Linked DNA regions of Homo sapiens: region 2 is linked to region 1. A link is a loop called in an ENCODE intact Hi-C map of the cell type or tissue named here. Cell type or tissue: OCI-LY7. All regions are shown on one strand.

What was found. Hi-C counts contacts between places; a loop is a spot of excess contacts. Peaks named below come from ENCODE experiments on the same cell type or tissue, not always from the same donor. Only the 100,000 strongest peaks of a DNase experiment are listed, where the experiment ranks them.
Region 2: it touches region 1 in a loop (2.2-fold over the local background); 3 of 110 quality-filtered maps call a loop at or near these places.

The regions. Positions count from the first base shown.
Region 1 is chr9:78,127,769-78,131,768 of GRCh38, forward strand. No RefSeq gene overlaps it. Among named protein-coding and RNA genes, the nearest start is that of GNAQ, 98 kb to the left of the region's middle. In OCI-LY7, a CTCF peak has its summit at 2,406; a DNase peak (open chromatin) is centred at 2,433.
Region 2 is chr9:78,195,774-78,199,773 of GRCh38, forward strand. No RefSeq gene overlaps it. Among named protein-coding and RNA genes, the nearest start is that of CEP78, 38 kb to the right of the region's middle. In OCI-LY7, CTCF peaks have their summits at 1,995 and 2,210; DNase peaks (open chromatin) are centred at 678 and 998; H3K4me3 peaks cover 2,177 bases; H3K27ac peaks cover 2,737 bases.

The DNA of each region.
Region 1 (4,000 bases):
ATATTAAGGCTCCATGTTGTCCTGGGCAGACTTGGATTTCCATGGCAGGCTGGTGCAGGGGGCAGACAGGCCACGGGGTCAGAAGAGATGATGATGGGTGGGAACCAGCATTTACGGTGAGCTCCTTATGTGGCAGGCACTTTAGATACACTGTTTTACTTGGTCCTCACAGTCACCTCAGCAGATATAATCCAAGTTTTACAAATAAGGAATGTAATTAGGTAAAGGGAGCAAGATCACACAGCTGATGAGAGCAGAATCTGGGATCGGTTCCCAGGTCTCATTCCAAACCTGTTCTCTTTCCATTTCCTGTTCCATAATCCCTTGCTGATCTTTCTAAACTTCAGTTTTGTCAAACAAGCCAGGTGGTTGAAAGTACACACGAGATGATGCACGTGAACACCTCTAACACAGTGTGTGTCACATAATAGATGTTCAATAAAAATAAAATTTTCTCCTTTTTCCTTTTTTGTACCATTCCATCTTCCCCTTTTGATTTTTCTTTCTCTTTTCCTTCTCTATCATATTCTTCCAACTCCTGCTTTCTTTTTTCTTCTTTTACCCCTTTCTCTTCAGAAAAATAAATTCTAGAGATCTCATTCCCAATGGCAATAGAGACTTAAAAACAATCCCCTAGAACTATGCAAGGTCTGCATGAAGAAAACTATAAAATCTTATTGAAGATATAAAAGAAGACATGAAAAGACAGAAAGCTATATATGTTTCCAGATGAAAGAGTCAATATTCCTAAGATGTCACCTTTTCAAATTAATCCATAAATTCAATTCAATCCTAATAAAAATCTTAACAAGAGATTTATAGAATTTGAAAAGCTGATTTTAGAGTTCAAAAGAGAGAATACCTCAGAACAAGCAACAAAATTTACCAAAAAAAAGGAAAACAAGGAAAAACCTGACTTTTCAGTTATCAAAATATACAAAGCTTATATTAATTAAGCAGTATTTTATTGGCTCAGAATAAAGACATGGACAAATGGAACCAAAAAGGACAATTCAGGAACAAAGCTATGCATAAAGGAACATTTAGAATATAAAAAGATAGCATTTCAACTTAGGGAAACCCTGTCTCTACAAAAAATACAAAATTAGCTGGGTGTGGTGGCTCGCACCTGTAGTCCCAGCTACTTGGGAGGCTGAGAGGGGAGGATCACTTAAGACTGGGAGGTCAAGGCTGAAGTGAGCCATGATCATGTGGCTGCACTCCAGCCTGGGCGACAGAGTGAGACTGTGTCTCAAACAAACAAACAACAGTAAAAAACCCACACACAATATTGAGAACGTTGTAGATTCTGAAAAAAAAATTAGATACCTATATCACACCATAAGCAAAAATCCAAATGGATTAAATTCTAAACATCAAATAAAAAAAAACAGCAGAAAGGAACCAGAGTAAGATATTGCACATCAGTTTTGATAATTTTGGGGGTTGATAAAGGCTGTCCGAAGAAAGACACAAATTCCAGGAGCCATTGATAAAAGACCAACAGATTACATGCCAAAAAAAAAAAAAATGAAAAGACCTGCATGACAAAAGACATCAAAATAGAAGGTACCAGTGAAAGTCTTTGTAGTATATAGAAAACCAAATATAATATACAAAATATACTAAAGGCACCTGAAATTATCATGAAAAGATATAAAATATAAAATTAGCATAAGAGACAAAGAGACAATTCACAAAAAAATAAGAAATAAAATATGAAAAGATGTTTAATTTCAAAAGTGACAAAGAAAACGCAAAATAAACAGTGAGATATACTTTATTACCAACTAATCAGTTCGTTAAAAATTCAATAGATTGCTACCAGTATCATCAGGTGGAAATGGGCAGTTTCACACACAGCTTCCAAGGGTGTAAATCAGTACAAGCTTTTTTTAATAATTTAGAAATATCTATCCAAATTTAAAACAAGCATATCCTTCAAGTCCTTAAATTCCATTTCTAAGAATTTTAAATATTCACACATGTTTATAAAGTAAATAAACATGGATGATCATTGCAGCTTTATCTTTAGTAAAGAAAAATAAGAGTGGGACAGAAATTTGTCTCAATCAGGAAATGGCTAAATGAATTATCGCTTATTTATATTATGGAATACTGTATTGAAAGTAATACAGTATTGAAAAAAATTATTTTAAAAATGAGGTAATTTCTATTGACTATGGAACAGGATTCCAAGACATATGTCAAGTGAAAAAAAGCAAAAATTAAGTACTATGGCCAAAGAGTACTTAGTTTTCTACTCTCTATGTTTCACATTATTTATATTATTTATGACAAGCGCATTTTGCTGTATGAATAAGAATAAAAGGAATCTTTCTTAATAGGATCCAGGAACCATAGCGGTGTTATGACTGTTGTCATGGGTCCAGTAAGCTTTCCTAGGGGGCGCCTATGGGCTAAAAGAGATCCTTGGCAATGCCCTTCCTCCCAAGGCAGGGGTGGGTCAGAGGCACTGAGGGCAGGAGGCTGCCAGCCAAAGAGAACAAAGCTGAGCCAATGCTAGCACAAGAGAGGAGTGTGGAGTCATAGCTTCGCCTCGACTCCCTCTTTTATATTCTAGCTACCAGCAAGATATTTGAGATTCAGCTTAAGCAAGAGTCGCTTACTTAATTCCCTCTTCTGCTTTGGGCTTCAGTGGAAGTCCTTCCAGCAATGAGAACTGCTTAGCCACAATCCAACAATAAGGCATCTATTTTCTATTTCTTGGTAAATTCCCTCCTGTAGCAGGAGAAAAATAACATTAGGTCTCTTTCTCTTCCTTCCTCTCTCCAAAACTTTCATTCTTGTTTAGGTGAAACATTTAGAAGAAAAAACAAAACTTTAAATGTAGTTTTTTTTTGGTAATATATACAAAGATATATATATGGAGAACATATATTAGACTTTGCATCTAACACCATTTTTCCTGGCAATATTTCTTCAGAAAATCAAAAAGAAAACTGTTTATCATTATTCATAACAAAGTCGTTATTCTCCTACAACAGTTCTTTGGATAGGTATTCTAAATTATTTTGCACTGTTTATGCACTTTTTTCAAAATGTTTCTCTTCTGATTAGGTTTTCTGGCTTCTAATTAATTTGCACTATTTTCACATTTTTTCAGATGCATATATTGATCTAAGATTCCACATAATAGCAAGCTGGAACTAAAACTGTAAGTGATCAGAAAAATATGAAAGCAGGAGAAATAATCCTGCATGTACCAAAGAACAATCAAAGTATTGTACATGAGCACTGCATGCAGAATAAACTGTGGTCTGGAAATCAAGAGACTTTGCCATCCTTCAGGTCATTCTGTGTGACCTTGGACAAGTGTGTGGCCTCTTGAATATTTTACAGAAACATGAGTTTCTTGATCTGTAAATTAAGTGGATTGGGGGATAAGATTTTTAAACTCCTTTCCACTGATAAGATTCAAAGACTTCCACTGATTATTGGGAATGTAGAATAATTCACAGATAGAACTTAGCAACAACAATAGCAACAACATCAACAACATTAACAGCTCCCATTAAATAAGGATTTATGGCTAGGCGCAGTGGTTCGTGCCTGTAATCCCAGGACTTTGGGAGGCTGAGGCGGGCAGATTGCTTGAGCCCAGGAGTTCAAGATGAGCCTGGGCAACGTGGAGAAACCCCGTCTTTACAAAAAATACAAAAATTATATGGGCGTGGTAATGCGTGCCTGTAGTCCTAGCTACTAGGGAGGCTGAAGTGGGAGGATGGCTTGAGCTCAGGAGGTCGAGGCTGCAGTGAGCCATGATCATGCCACTGAACTCAAGCCTGGGCAACAGAACGAGATCCTGTCTCAAAAGAAAAAAAAAAAAAAAGCACTTAGTCCCTGCCAGGAGCTGTCTGTTTTTTATGTATTATCTTCTCCGATTCTTATAACAACTACTTGAAGTAGAGATTATTTCTTCCATCACGTAGATGAAAAAACTGAGGCTAAGAGAGAGTAAATAACTTTTCCTAGGGCC
Region 2 (4,000 bases), 68 kb after region 1:
CCAGGAGACGGAGGTTGCAGTGAGCCAAGACCGCGTCACTGTACTCCAGCCTGGAGACAGAGCGAGACTCCATCTCAAAAAAAAAAAAAAAAAAAAAAAGGAAAAAGTCCCAGGCAAACAGGATCAGTTGGTCAGAGCCCTACAGTATTGTAAAGTAGCTTGGTTCCACCAGACTTGGAGAAATTTCCCCAATATTATACCTGGCTTCTACCCACTAGATGACATTATATTATGTCGTCTCTTATCCCTTAGAACCCTCCTAGAATCTGTTTAACTATTGCCCCCAGAAGTCCCTGAAGTGAGTCACAACAGTATATTAAGTTAACTTAAAGGTTGCAGATTATTTAAGGGAAAAAATTCACTCCTATTCTATTTTCTATTTCCTGTGCACAATCATGATGTTCAGACTGGCTCACTGGAGTTTATTCCACAAGCCTAAGTAATGCAATAAAGAATGCCCCAAACTTGAAACAATATGAACATTCTCCCATTTAATTCACTAGAGAGAAATTAAAGCTGAGAAACAGAATCTATCTCCTTTGGTTGAAATTAAAATCTAAAAGAAATTATGGTCTCTTATTCTCACCATCCTCACTTCTTATTTTCTTTGCTCTCAGCTGGAGTTGCTAAACTCAGATGGAGTTTCAATTCCTTTTTCAGAAGCTGTGGCCTGGAACATCTTCCGCTGGGATGGGTGGAGCTCCCTCAAACACCTCTAAAACAGGACTAATCCAAACCCATTTGTCTCACCACTCTGGTTTTCTGACACTCATAAGGATCAGCAGAACATGCAAGAACATCAGTGGGTTAGCCTATGCCCACAAAATAAAGCAAATAAGGAGTCATGACAGCAGTTTGCTTCCAAGCAAAGTTATTCCTCTAGATTTCAGCAGATGGTATAATCGAGACCGCCTTGCTGTTGGCAGTCAAAGAACATAGCAGACACTCAATGTTTTCTTGGGAAAGGTGGGTAGACAAAGAAAACAAGAGAGAGAAAATAGAAGACATGTTTCAGATTCTGCCTGTCTTGACTGTATGACGAACACCTGTTTCATGAGATGATCACATTCCATTTTGGGGTTTGAAGCAAACCTGCATCCTGGAGGCACAGTGTTTGGGCACAAGCTTTTAAATTTCCTCTTCAGCTCTTGAATTTTTAAGAATGACACTGAGTTTTTTCCTCTACATCAACCTGACTAATATATGGGTTTCCAATTCTCTTTACATATTCATTATTTAAAACAAGATCACCCTTATGCCAACCCCTAGCTCCAGCCCACCACAATTGATCCCACAGACTGGACTCACATCTAAGATTTGAGCTTATGAAATGAACAAGTTAGAACCGGCACGAGACCATATGCTGGTGGAGACCATGATGGGGAGGGGCCAGGTGGTAAATTTCAGGACCTAGGGACAAGCCACTTGAATCCAAAGCTGAATTCCACAGTGATTTTCTTTTCCTTGACTTCTCTTCAAAACAGCAAAAAGAGAAACTAGATTTGGAACTAACATTCTAGTGTACTGAGAATTTAAATTCCAAATATTTTACACATTAGTGTTCTCAAGTTCTTAGGAATGAAATGACTTTTACAGATTAAAATACTGGCCCACCATCCTGCCTGAGAAATACAATAAAGGGGAAAAAAAGCTCTGGTGAAAAATTCTTTAAAAATTACTCCTCTTGCCAGACCTAAAACATTTATATATGGAAGTTCCGTTTTGAGATGAGCATTTTCTGGCTCCAAAGTCTCTCTTTTCCTAAAAACTAATATTAATTTGAGTTACAGTATCAGCTGTCACAGGTGCACCAAGGACCTCATTCTTCCCTATGTGATACTTTGCCCCCAATACTCATTCTTATGTAGATATCCACATGACCCTCACTGGTAGTCAATATGTATGGGCTTTGGGAAGGAGGGATTTTGTATGCTGTAATGATGGCATTACTGCCAAGAATCAAAGGGTCCTTTCTGGATGCTCACTTCTCCCCCTTGTGGGACTTCAGACCAAATATATGCAAGAAGCAATAACCAAATAGAAAACAAAATAATTTTCTATTATTGTTTTGTTGTCCAGGCCTGGAGTGCTTGACGTCAATATAAATAGAAGCAAGAATCATATACAACCATAAACCTATACTTGTGTATTGTGCAGGCCTGAAGATATGCCACCATACTTCAAAAACCCTCAGGGATTTCTGGAAGATCCAAGAGGGAAAAGATTGATGACAAAACCCATGAGAGCTGAGCAACTCTCAACTTCCTATGAGAAAAAAAGTGAATACTACAACAAGAGCCTTGGAATATTCCCAAACTCAGAAATAGTTGTAGTTAAGAGAAAGAGTTACTCATGAGAAAACTGATTGCATGAAAGAGGCTCTAAACTCAACAAATACAACTAATCTTCATGGACGTAGAGTCAATACGGAGAATAGATGAAAAATATAGACAGTAACTTTAGATGAACTTGGCAAGACATGCTATCAAGGAAAAGAAGGCTATTGTGAAAAATAAGCACTCAGGAATTTTGTAAATTAAAGACATAATTGCTGAAACACAAAATTATACTCGATGAAGGGCTGAGTAGCAGGAAGGACACTGCTGAAGACAGAATTAGTAAAGTGGAATGTCAATCTACCTTATTTGTGCAGAATGTGTAAAAGATAAAAAATGAAAGATGTTAGAGAAAAGATAAGAGACTCAGAGGATAGATCCCTGGTGCTCTAATGTCTCAGCTTTAGGAGTAGAATGAAAGAAAGAAAGAATCAAAGAATAGAAAAATCTTCCTGCCTTGGGAAAAGCCTTGAACATTCAGATTAGAAGGTTTGTCTACTAAATGGTAAGCCAGAAAAATAATTAAAAATACCTATAAAAATAGTGAAAACACCTACAAATGCCTAGTAAAATTTTAAGTACAAAATGAATATCCTATGTTACTCAGAGAGAATAAAAAAGTACAAAGGAGATAGAATCAAATTGATCTGTAACTCATTTAAAGTACAGTATGCAAGAGGGAGAAGGAATATGTCCTCAAATTTCTGTGGGAATTCTGGTCCACAGTTCTTCTTTAATCTAAAGCAGTATTTACGGATGATTGAGGAAGAAACATTTTCCATAAAATTTATCATCCGTAATTATTTTATAAAAAATTAAGAAAGAATGTGCTCCAGGAAGAATAAAGAGAGGTAACACATGGAAGAAAAGAAGCAGTAGTGAGCAAAAATATATCACTGTATCTAAAAAATTGGGGCTTCTTTCTTTTTTTTTTTTTGAGATGGAGTTTCACTCTTGTTGCCCAGCCTGTTGTACAGTGGCACCATCTCGGCTCACTGCAACCTCCGCCCCCCAAGTTCAAGCGATTCTCCTGTCTCAGTCTCCCAAGTAGCTGGGATTACAGGAGTGCACCACCATGCCTGGCAAATTTTGTATTTGTAGTAGAGATAGGGTTTCACCCCATGTTGGCCAGGCCGGTCTCAAACTCCTGACCTTAGGTACTCTGCCCGCCTTGGCCTCCTAAATTGCTGAGATTACAAGCATGAGTCACCATGCCCAGTCTTCTTTCTTTCGAGATGGAGTCTTGCTTTGTTGCCTAGGCCTGGAGTGCTTAATGTCAATATAAATAGAAGTATAATATAAAGAAAATTTGATAACTAAACTTAAATTTCTACATCTTTTCAGAAAAACATGGATGGTCTTGGAAGCAGTGCTTGGGTAGGGTTGTACTGGGAAGATTAGAGAGAGGTTATGGATCCTGAAGATTTTTCATGCTGATAGAAGAATGTAATTTAACATTTTTATTAAAGATTAATTGTTTAGGAACTTTTTAAGAAAAATTTTGAATTCTGACACATATCTGTCCAAAAAGTTTTCAGATAAGAGATTTTGGACCTACAAGTAATTTTTAAGGTATGGCAACAGTTTTTCTGTCATGGTATATAAGTGCTGTGTTCTGGATAACATTAAAAATTACTTCAAGATAGTGTTCTGCAACTGAGTCA